Linked DNA regions of Homo sapiens: region 1 is linked to region 2. A link is a contact called in ENCODE Hi-C or POLR2A ChIA-PET data. All regions are on one chromosome and are shown on one strand. The core of a region is the stretch at or near the end of the contact, and the rest is flanking DNA. Distances in the headings are between cores, read along the strand shown. Region 1 overlaps SLC22A3 (solute carrier family 22 member 3). Region 2 overlaps IGF2R (insulin like growth factor 2 receptor).

Region 1 (6,003 bases), core at 2,177-4,676, 340 kb before region 2:
GAAGACCCCAGTGAGGGATTTTTCTGTGTCTACCTTAACCTTTGCTGCTCAAAAAACAAGACAGGAATATCAAAAGTGAAAGATAGGAACTCCATAGATTACAAATATATATTATGGTATAGTTTGTTGCCAAAATGTTTTCTACAATTCATTTCTATGTGTTAATACATTAAAATGGCTAGTGTTTATGGAGTGTGTGATATTAGATTCTAGACTAAGCACTTTACGTGGATTATTTTAAGTCTCATCAAAGCTCTATAAAGTTAGTACTTCTGTTAATCTTATTCTATAAATAAGGAAAACAAGGCTTAGGACTTTCAGGAGTGAATAGTACACAGGTAAATCAGCCAGGAATTGAAACCAGGCAACTGATTGGTGGAGCCTGTGTTCCTGATCCCCACACAGCACTGCTGAATATATTTCATTCTAGAAACATTCTTGATAGTTGATGGCCACATCTAAATATTTTTAAAGAAAGACACTGTGCACTTGACCTAAAACTGAATCTTTAATTAAAACATTGTTTTATGAAAAAAATTTGACTAGATAATTTAGATTTTAAAGATCTTTAAATTCAGGATTAAAACCACCCATCCTGCAAGGACAATGTTCCTCCATGAAAGTATCACCACCAACTCGTTGCCATGAGTTTTTCCTTTTACTGAGGGCTTTTCCACAACTCAGACTTGGGGCTGCCGGGCAGTGTCAGTCTCAGACTCTTCTCTCTCCAGGGATTCCCTGACAGGATCCCTTGTCTACATATCAATACCACTGTCCATTCAGCACACACAGGTGGCAATACTTTTTTCTTTGCTTTTCAAAAGAAATATTCACAGCAATTTATTACTGGCTCTCTTTTATTTCCTCTTCAGACTTCTGCTGAGAGCTATGACTTCTATCCACTAGCTATGAGTGTGAACAAATTCACTCTCACTCAAGTTTCCAGTTCCAACATCCCAGAGTTGAAGGGAAATCCTACATCACATATTTCAAGATCTCTGGTCAGTTCAGGTAGATAGTTTGACTTTTTAAAAAAATTTAAAAAAATTTTTTTTGAGATAGGGTCTCTCTCTGTCACCTAGGCTAGAGTGTAGTGGTGTAATCATGACTCACTACAGCCTCAACCTCCCGACTCAAGCAATCCTCCCACCTCAGCCTCCTGAGTAGCTGGTACCACAGGTGCATGCCACAGCACCTGGCTTATTAGTAGCAGTAGTAGTAGTAGTAGTAGTAGTAGTAGTAGTAGAGACAGGGTCTTGCTGTGTTGCCCAGGCTGGTCTTGAACTCCTGGGCTTGAACAATCCTCCTGACTTCGCCTCCCAAAATGTTGGGATTACAGGCATTAGCCATCATGCCCAGCCTAATTTGACATTTAAACACATTTGTAGATTTTTCAGTTGTTCATGATTCTTCACTGTTTTTAAGTGATAAAATAAAGGAGCATCTCTTGCTTTCATGTTAGCTCTGTAGATAATTGCCTTTCTCTGGCAGATCTCCAGTCACTCAATGACCACAGAATTATGACATGTTAGATTTTGACAAGAAAATAAAGATCTTATGTATTAACCTAGAGGTTGGCGAACGTTTTCTGCAAAGGGCTATATATTAAATGTTTTTGGTTTTGTGAGCTCTAAGACCTCTGTTGGAACTACTTACCTTTACCATCGTAGTGTGAAAACAGTCATAGACGATACATAAATGGCTTCCAATAAAATTTATTTACAAAAACAGGTTGCCTGCATGTCTGGCCTGCAAGCTGTAGTTTGCTGACCCCTGAATGAGAGGCTTAGTGCTGGAGAAACTTGTACAGATACTACTATCATTCCTATTACAGAGAGAAAGAAGTTGAGGTGGAGGAAAGCTATGTACCTTACCCAAGGAGGACACACAGACAGTAAGAAGATGAACCAGGAGGTTGATAGCAAAGTCTGTATTTTTAACCATTATGCGGTAATGTGTCTGCAGTATGTAGAATATGATATTTATTGTTTAAAAGTATGCCGTATCATTTCATTAATTACTTTCTTCTTTTCAGCTACAAATAATCTCTGAAAATTAAAAATTAAGCCTAACATTGGGAGGCCAAGGCGGGCGGATCACGAGGTCAGGAGTTCGAGACCAGCCTGGCCAACATGGTGAAACCCCGTCTCTACTAAAAATACAAAAAATATCTGGGCTTGGTGGTGGGCATCTGTAATCCCAGCTACTCGGGAGGCTGAGGCAGGAGAATCGTTTGAACCTGGGAGGCGGAGTTGCAGTGAGCCGAGATCGTGCCATTGCACTCCAGCCTGGGTGTCGGGGAGACTCCGTCTCAAAAAAAAAAAAAAAATTAAGCCTACATTATTTTTGTAACAAAAAAAAAAGCTCACTTTTAAAGTCATGGACTTAAATTAGACACAGCGTACCCGATTGTTGACTTCCTTCTCTTTCCTAACAGAATTCCCACTACACTCTCCCGCACCATCAATTCATATGTTTGTGGGAGCTGAGTCTCCTTCTAGTTGTAGCGGGAGGCCTGATTAGTTTAGGGAAATCGTATCCTCCATGTCAGTGACTGGGCACGTGACCCAATTTGAACCAATGAGAAATGGGCATACAACCCAATTCGGGCCAATGAGAAATGGACTTCTGGGAAAGTCCTTCATTGCTTTTAAGTCAGAAGTTCCTGAAGAAATCTTTTTTCTTCCTTCAAGGAATGAATGAGGAAATTGTGGGCTCACATACAACTTAGCAGTCATCTTACACTGATGAGACAACAAGTCTTAAGATGAAGCTATCCTGTCAACAGAGTGGAGAGAGGAGAAGAAAACCATGGTTTAATAAGATTGTTGAGATCCTGGTCTGGCCAACCCTGAATGCTGCTGTTGCTAGAATTCCAGACACACGAGCCAGTGAATGTCCTTATTGTCCAAACCTATTTAAGTTGGTTTTCTGTTACTTGTTGCCAAAAGCAGAATTATCTGAAGAATCCAATCCAGAACAATGCTTTTCCTTTAATAACTGAATATTTTAGGCAATTTTTTTTTAGCAAATAGTTAAAATAATTGCTTCTATACTCCAATCCACTCCATAAAAATACCTGGTATAAGTCTTAATTTCAAACTTTTAGAAGTTAAAACAGAGTGGTAATATGATCTCTGCTTTTCCAGACCACAAGTTTACTGCCTCATATATATCATCTACCAAAAAAAAAATACGAGGTGTTGATAACGAATGAAGGGAGTCAGGACTGTGAAACCAGTCTTCCCTGTCCAGTGAATGAAAGGATTAAGAGTACTTCCAAGCAAGTACATATTTTGCTACATTTAAGGACAAATCCAGCTGGTCTTTGATTTACTAACATCTCCACAGTGACGCAGATATTCTGAAAGATGACCCACTTTCTAGGCATCCAAAGGCCTTGAGAGACTTAAAACCGTATCTTGGATGGAATTCATCCAGGAAAATCTTGGCAACTCCTGCGCCGTGGCGGCCGCCACTATTATTCTTTTACAATAACTTCTAGCTCTATATCTGTGCTGATTTTCTGTTGCCAAAGGGTTACTAAATTTTGCCTGGTCTGAGTCAGACACACAAAAAAACAAAATGCTATACCAGGTTTAAAATTGTTTTTAAAAAATTGCTTTATTACCTCACATACCATTTACATGCACTTTATGATATTTACATGTAATTTATGTACAATAAACTTCAGCAATTCTAAGTGCACACTTTGAAGACTTTTGACAAATATATAGTCTTATAACCACCACCACAACCGTGGTACGGACCCTTTCCATGATCCCCAAAAGTTTCCTTGTGTCTCAGTGAAGTCAGTCCCCTCCCCCCACTCTGGGCTCTGGAAACCCAGATCTGCTTTCTGTCATGACAGTTTTGCTTTTTCTAGAATTTCATAGAAACAGAATCAACAGTGTCTCACTTGGCGTCCCGTTTTGTCATACCTTTTATGCTGTCTAAATGGGGGATGCTGGTTTTGATTTGAAGCAAAGGGAGAAAAGGGTGATGTTCCGGGTAACACTATCTGTTCAGAGGCTTGTTGCCTAGTATCGACACTCTCTATTCATGGGAAAAGGTATCGCTCAAGGTTAAACTGCAGAGGTTAGTTTCCTTGTATTTATTTAATGAGCTGAATTGCTATTTGCCCTATTCATCTCTTTGATTATCTTTTAATTCTGCCAAGACTGTGTTTTCCATCAACAATTATGTACTCCATATTAAAAGAACACTTTATTCGTCTTTCTTTGATTAATTCAGCTCTCTTTGCAATTCTTCCTGGTGAAACATTTCTTCAAGTTGACGTCTTCATTTAAATTGCCAAAGAAGAGAAAGACATTATAAATAACCATCTGTTATAAATATGGTGTTCAGAGCTCCCCACGTGGAGGACTGGTCTCGGGTCAGAAAAAAGACAGTCAGGGTTAGGCCAGACATGTGGTATTCTACTCAGAACATTTTTTTACTAGCATGTTACTTAAACTGTTTGAGCCTTAGTTTTCTCATCAGTAGCAGGAGAATAATAATATTCAAATATATTATTTTAATATTATTATTAAATATTATTCATTTATCAAATCACACCTTATTAGTGTTTTGAAAATTCATTTAAATAACCCATCTGTCTATATAGATACATAGATATGTGTACATATACACAGATACATACAAGTGTGTATATATATACATATATGCACCTATAACACACACACACCTGGCACACAATATGTCATAGTAACAGAGGCTGTCAACATTAATCTTATGTTTTATAACATTTGAGAGTTACTTTATTTTCAGGTGATAATTCACCCAGCACTTTTTCCTTTAGTAATTAGTAGCTAATGCTGTGACACATAAAGGCAGATGCTTTTAAAGGTCCTCAGATAAAGAGAATGGTTGCTCTGCCTTTTTTTTTTTTAAGAAATGGATTTCTTTTTATGTTGAATTTTCTTAAGTATACCAGATGTATTTAATGTTGATTTGGAACTGTGGATCTACCAGGCTTAAGGCAGGATACTTTTTCATGAATGTGCACACTGGCAAATACCACGTACGCAACCTTGCAACTCAAAGTATGACCCACAAGTCAGCAGCGTTGGTCTCCCCTGGGAGCCTGCTGAACAAGCCCCGCCCCAGATCTAGAGAGAGAATCTGCATTTTAACTGCATCCCCAGGAGACTAGCATGAGAAGCACTAAGAGTCAAGGAACAGCAATCCCACCTCATCGGCTCACTCCCATTGTTTACTTCCACCTGGGGCTCTGGGTGCAGAAACGTGAGTCCTCCCAGGTTTAGGAGGGAGAAATACATTTGCCAGCAGGGTTTACCATGGGCAGGGGGAAGGGGATGGTGTTAGTAGCTGCTTGTCTAGCCTTGTGATTTCGTCTGGTTATTCTCAATAGGAGACTTCTTCATCAGTTGCCGTATTTCACAAGGAAAGATGACACCAATAAGAAAGAAAACGTATTTGCTCTTGAGTATAATACTGTGATTTATTCAGTGAATGCATCATCACTAGTTCCCTAAAGGCTCTGCTCTCTAGAAACTTTTCATCTCTAAGAAGTCTGTGTGAATAAAATGTTATTTGAGGTCTTTGGGCTCACCGATTGGGGGAACCAGAAACCACCTTCAAAAGTTAAAGTACCCATTGGTCTTACAGACAAGCATCAGGAACCAGAGGGCCTGGTGGGGCTGGGAGGAAGCTCGGCAGTGACAGCTGAGGTGCTCATGTCCTTCCATCCCACTGCCCAGTGGATAATGAGCTCATTAGTCAGACGAGGACCAGCCCAGAATAGCCAGGAGTAAGCATGTCACATTACAGAGCTGTAGCCAGCTTCTGGGTGGAAATAGCACTATCTGGTACCCATAAAAGAGAATTTGCCAAATTACCTGTAGTACTTCGGCAATTTTTGAAAACCTCCTTATCCTTTAAAACAAGAGTAGATAAAATATTTACCATGCAAGAGCATATACGATGGGGAAATATTTGTATTAAAATTATCACAAATGT
Region 2 (6,143 bases), core at 1,803-4,302:
AGTAGGTTTGGAAGGATGAGGAAGGTGGGCCAAGGCATTCCAGCACCAAGAGCAGCATATGTAAACCCACCAGGTTACAGGGTGACTTTGGGAACTAGTGAATAACCTGATGGCTGAGGCATGTGTAGGAGCAGCAGCTTGCAAGGCTACCCTGGTACATGGGAGCCTCTCAGACATCTTCAAGCTGTGTCAGAGAGAGCCTAGACTTTCCTTCTCTGCATGATAGGGCCCCTGAAGGCTTCTGAAACAATCCTTCCTTCCTTCCTTTAATCAAGATTTACCGAGCACTGGGAAAGAGGACAGCAAGAGAAGGCACAACCTGTGACATGCAACATCTGATTCTGAATGACTGAAGGATTCACCGAAGTGTGAGGAAGGCAGAGAACAGAGAAACACAGAGTGCTAGCTCCGTGCTGTGGAGTTATGCAAGTGAATGAGGCTGATCAACTTTCCCATCATCAACTCACCCAGAAAGCAGAACATTCACTTTCCCAGTTCTATTCAGGGGCCACAGGTGCTATGAGCAGATGCACCAGGGCGCTGTCTACAATCTGTGACCAGGAGCAGCGATGCTGACCCAGCTTCCCTCCATCAGGTGCTGCCGTCGTGGAGATGCACTCAGCACCAGGGCACGGAGCACCTGCTCCTTCTCGGCGATGCGCTCAGCACCAGGGCACAGAGCACCTGCTCCTTCTCGGCGATGCGCTCAGCACCAGGGCACGGAGCACCTGCTCCTTCTCGGCGATGCGCTCAGCACCAGGGCACGGAGCACCTGCTCCTTCTCGGCGATGCGCTCAGCACCAGGGCACGGAGCACCTGCTCCTTCTCGGCGATGCGCTCAGCACCAGGGCACGGAGCACCTGCTCCTTCTCGGCGATGTGCTCAGCACCAGGGCACGGAGCACCTGCTCCTTCTCGGCGATGTGCTCAGCACCAGGGCACGGAGCACCCGCTCCTTCTCAGCCGCACCAGGGCACAGAGCACCCGCTCCTTCTCAGCGATGCGCTCAGCACCAGGGCACAGAGCACCCGCTCCTTCTCAGCGATGCGCTCAGCACCAGGGCACAGAGCACCCGCTCCTTCTCGGCGATGCGCTCAGCACCAGGGCACGGAGCACCTGCTCCTTCTCGGCGATGAGCTCAGCACCAGGGCACGGAGCACCTGCTCCTTCTCGGCAATGTGCTCAGCACCAGGGCACAGAGCACCTGCTCCTTCTCAGCTATCACTACTCTCCCCTCCCAGAGGACATGATCGGCAGCTCTTTGACATCAGAGCAGGCTGGGGTTTTCTTTAAACACACTTCATTTTTTTTTAAAGAGTTATTACATCCACACACGGTTCAAAAATCAAATTATGAAAGGTATATAGTTAAGACTAGCTGTTCAAAACAAAAGCAGCCTTTCACGATTATGTGAGGGAACAAAGGGCAACACCCTTATTAGTGCCAGTTTAAAACCTTCCTTCACACCCTGGACTCTGCCCTATGTGCGTCCTGGTTGATTTTAACCTACATCCTAACATTTAGGCCAGTTTCCTTTCATCCTTCTTACAAATATAAAATCTCTTACCCTTCTCTAATATTATTTGGCATTCCAAAATAAGGAAGTGTCATGGTTAAAACCAAATCAAAGGCAATTCTGACTGTGCACAGCTCAGCCTCCACCCAACCTCAGAACCACTGGATCAGACCAGGTTTTAGTTTTTTTGTACATTTACTTGATAACTAAGACACAATTTGCCTACAGTGAAATGCTTAGTTCTGACACGTATCGCTCAATCCACTGTCAAGAAATTCATAACAAAGTAAAGAATTAGACCAAGGTTTTTGTTTTAAAAGTGGTCCGAGATTTCAACTGAAGGGAGTTAGTTGAAAATTTTAATCCCCTTCCTTGGAGGAAGTTAAATGTGGAACTTTGTGGGAAGCCACGGATTACCTTGAAGGTAGTACTTGGTCTTGTCAGAGGTTCCAACTTTCCGACTGAAGTGCTGATCGTTGGGCTTCACCTGGCATATGTTGGCTCCAGAGCACGCCGGGTTTCTGGAGCTTGTGATGGAGGAAAGTTGGATCTCATACAGGTAGTTGTCCCCATTGGTCCTCATGTCCCCAGAGGCTCTGAACAGCCTGAAGAGACAGAAAAGATCACAGTGACATGGAAGTCCTTCAAGAAGGCATTCATGACATAAACCCTCAGTCCTCAGAATCACTGCAGGGCCCCAGGATGCTTCCTTTCCTAGGGAAAGGAAGCACGGACACGCTAGGGCAGCACGTCTGTGACCCCACAGCAATTCTGAGGACACCAGTTTCCCTCTCAAGAGGCTTTCTCCCCAACCAGTTCTGGCCTCTGAGTGCTAATCCACCTTCCTCAGGTGCCGTATCCAGCACCACACGGCCCTCGCCCTGTCTGTGCACCTCGGCCACCACCCCCAAGAGCAGCCCCAGTAACACTGCTGAGAAACTTATTTTCTAAACACTGGTAAGCCCAGAAGATTCCTGCTCAAACATGTCAGAAGGCTTCGGCTTCAACCCCTGAGATTATCATGAAGAGAGGGAGAAGGACGGGGGATTTATTTTTACACTCATGAGAATTCACCATCTTTGGTGTTAAAACTTAATGATTGAGTAACGCTTTTCCTCAGTTTAAGCAAAAGATGACGATGACTCCAGCAACAGTAACTAAAACACAGACCTATTTATCCTGCAGTGCTCCCCGATAGGGAAAGAGCGGCATTGCTGGTTTAATTTTGAACACATTTCACAGCTCAGAAGGAAAACGTTTTACTTACTTAAAATAAATATCTCCGAGGCTGAAGCTCTTGCCATTTATAGGGTTGGTGATGGTCCCATTCACCATCTGCACCTCCTGAGGCTTCACGGCGCAGGCAGCCCGGGAGTCCCAGCTGAAGTAGTAAGTGCAGCTGTCGATATCAAACCTAGGAGGAGGGAAGCACAGGCTACAGTCACTTCCCCAGCCAGACATAAGGGAAGACTGCAAAACAATGAACACTGCGGAGCCCTTGAAGCAGCTCACTGGCTTTCAGTCAAGGTGCTGCGAGACTTCAGTTGGGTCCCGAGGCCCCCACTCCCCGGGCTGCGCAGGCCTAGGCAGAATTTCCCGACTCAACACTGACGGCAGCTCGGAGCGAGGGTGGTTATTTTACTCACTTCTTTTCATCACCACAATGGACAGGGAAGATGACTGTGGTGCACACATCAGTAATGTGACAAAGCAGGCAAGCATTCAATATAAATTTTTTAAAATTTGTAAACCGTGCAACATTCAAAACCTGGAAAATTTGCTCCTAGATTTTTAGATTTTTGTTTAAGCTTCTCAGACTCATACATTCATAAATCCTTTGGCAATTTCTGAGTCACCCCTTTTCCAAACTCAGCGTCTGGAAGGAATCAGTTCTGTTCACAAACAGCAGCTCACATGCACCCTCTGTTGGCCAAGCTCTCCCTGGCACCAGATGCAATGTGGCCGGGAAAACTTGAATATAATCCAAGCACATCCCAGGTCCAGATGCAGGTCCCAGCTGCTCGAGGGTCCCAGCCAGGCTGCTTGAACACCTCGGGTGGGACAAATCCACGCCCCTTTGTTTCTACTATGACATTCAAAGGTAGAGGTCAGTTAAGTACTGCTCAGCCAGTGCTAAACCTAGTTCAAGAGACAAGCTAGCCCAGAGAAGTTGCACTGGTCTTGTAACAGTGTCTCAGCACTGTATCTGGAGGTCTTCCCTGCCTGGAGCAGCCCCGCCCAATACAGCACAATCAGCGGCTCTGGCCCTGAGCTCCTAAGACTCAGCCAAAACCTGCCCATGAAAACCCCAAGGAGGAATTCCCTCCAGTATGCTCACTGCACAGTCCCGCTCTGAGCCCCCAGTCTCCTGACCTCTTGAATGCAGGTCTGCCCACCGTCTTTGTACAGGTCAATTCTATCACGGAGGATGCGGTCTTATTTCCACCACACGGATAACCTTTGGAGTACGTGACAACAACTTTGTCACCTGAAACACACAAATGATTGAACTGACATTATTTCTAGTGCATTATAAAAAGCCTCAGGCAGGCGCAGTGGCTCACACCTGTCAATTCCAACACTTTGGGAAACCAAAGAGGGCAGATCACTTGAGGTCAGGAGTTAGAGACCAGCCTGACCAACATGGTGAAACCCCGTCTCTACTAAAAATACAAAAATTATTCGGGCACGGTGGCAGGTGCCTGTAATCCCAGCTACTCAGGAGGCTGAGGCAGGAGAATTGCTTGAACCCGGGAGGCAGAAGTTGCAGTGAGCCAAGATCGAGATGGCGCCATTGCACTCCAGCCTGGGCAACAAGAGCAAAACTCCATCTCAAAAACAAAAACAAAAAACAAACAAACAAAGCTTCAATGTTAGGAGTAAAAATCTGGTTTAAAGGCCAGAAGAAAATAAATTTTGGGCTCCCTAAAGGTTTATCGACCTGTTCTTGCATTCCCACACTCAGGGGTGGTCACCTGGCCCACTGCACAATTGTCACAGCCTAAGACCTGGGGTCAAACCCAAACCCTCCTACTCCCGTACTTTGTGGCCCTGGGTTGCTGAGCTTCTGAGCCTTGAGGGCCTTACCTGCAGAACAGGGCACTGTCCAAAGTGGGCAGGTTTCGGGCATGTATAGAAAGTGCCCAACAAACTCATGTGAACAGTGGGACCCCGGGTAATGGCAGCCTTCATTATCGCTCCAATTGTGTAAACTCTCTCTATCATATTAGGTGCTTTCCTGACAGGTACCCTCATGTGAGCCTCCCAGTAATAACAGAGCACAGAATGGAAAAAGTGAAAAGCCAGAAACAGAAACCAACTGTGGTTTTCTAGGGTCTTCTAGCTTTCAGTCGAGCACTGTCTGCTTTTAAAAGTGACCCATTAAAAGAAAAACCTGAGCCCTCGAACCCGCAGGGTCTGAGAGAAAAGTGAGTACATGCTTTAAGCTGCAGGTATCACTGGGGCAGCATGGCCGCCAGGTTCCAACTCTCAAGCCACCACCAAGAGGCTGCTTGTGGCTGCGCAGGGGGCTGTTCTGGGAACGGTCTGGGCCCAGCCTGGCTGCATGGACAGATGATGTCTCCAGGGCATGGCGCAGGGTGTCCAGGGGAAGCAGGTGCCTTCCACCCTGACCACACACACACAGATCCTTCCAGGCAGGGGCATGCGGTGGAGGCAACATGGGCACAGTGCTCACTTCCCGAGTGTTTTCCACAGGACACAGGCTGAGGTACTGAGGGCTGCTGGATGGTGAGGTGGGAGGTGGGACTCTAGGCTCTCAGGCCTGCCCCAAACTCAAAGCTGCTCCAGCTGAATTTGTTTTAAATATTGGGCTTCTGTGTAAAATTTTGGAAAAAAGAATTCCACTGTTTTACGGAAAATTTTTAAAACTTCTGGCATATGGGATCAAACAAGAAAAAACTTTAATAGTGTAGACAGCCCTTACTGATTGGGCAGGAGGCTCAACCTCCTCGGCTCAGGGGCCCAGCCTGTGAAACGGATGACAACGCTGCCCCATGGAGTGGATGGGGATTAAACATATATTAAGCACAGCTGCTTGAGACATGTTGGTTCTGAAAACAAAAAGTCTACCTCCCACCCCAACAGGGGTCCATTCCCTAAGCGGACAATGGGGGCACCGTGGTTGTCCTTAGATGCTGTCTTGTTGGCGCCAAAGATTAAGAGCTCATTTGGTGTCAGACACCAGATTATTTCTCGTTCCGGTCAGCAGGTGCTCAGGATGCCAAATGCCAGTCCCAGGAGAAAGCATGAGCTCTTCCCGCCAGGCGAGGCTGGACTTGCAAAATGGTGCTCTCCAAATGGAGGTGGCCTGCAGGTCACCGCTAAGAAGTCAGATGATCTAGTTCCATGTCACCCCCTGTGTTCACTACTCTCTTTTGCTCCTCCTGCCTCAAACTTTTAGGAAGCCTTAAGTGTTTTAGTCATTTCAGTTGGCTGAAGTTGGGGAAAGACTAGTCGAATATCCATATATACTGCAAGATTACAGGGGAAAAAGCAACCCTCCACGACCTTCCCTCCTTCCCCCTTCTGGGGCAGTGTGGGAGTGGCAGCAATAACTGACCTCTAAAGCAGTAAGAACCTCCCAGGGAGGGCGGGTCTCAGGCTGG

Evidence for each region. A loop is a pair of places that touch in the nucleus more often than their neighbours do. ChIA-PET counts read pairs that join two places held with the same protein, here RNA polymerase II (POLR2A). Pooled maps may share reads with other maps.
Region 1: a pooled map shows a loop between it and region 2 (2.5-fold over the local background). The contact joins two enhancer-like sites. A Hi-C loop is called at or near these places in 1 of 168 maps with a recorded cell type or tissue (ovary) and 1 of 50 pooled maps. POLR2A ChIA-PET finds 5 or more read pairs at or near these places in 1 of 52 experiments (H1).

Annotation. Positions count from the first base shown.
Region 1 is chr6:160,428,759-160,434,761 of GRCh38, reverse strand. All of the region lies in intron 5 of SLC22A3 (solute carrier family 22 member 3), which reads right to left. Among named protein-coding and RNA genes, the nearest start is that of SLC22A3, 83 kb to the right of the region's middle. Within about 2 kb of position 3,426, at least 11 of the 41 ENCODE cell types and tissues checked have a DNase peak (open chromatin) inside an H3K27ac peak, as active enhancers do.
Region 2 is chr6:160,085,893-160,092,035 of GRCh38, reverse strand. It overlaps IGF2R (insulin like growth factor 2 receptor), which reads right to left. Exons shown (of 48, transcript NM_000876.4): 42 at 3,889-4,003; 43 at 2,783-2,929; 44 at 1,933-2,120. Among named protein-coding and RNA genes, the nearest start is that of SLC22A1, 33 kb to the left of the region's middle. Within about 2 kb of position 3,052, at least 3 of the 41 ENCODE cell types and tissues checked have a DNase peak (open chromatin) inside an H3K27ac peak, as active enhancers do.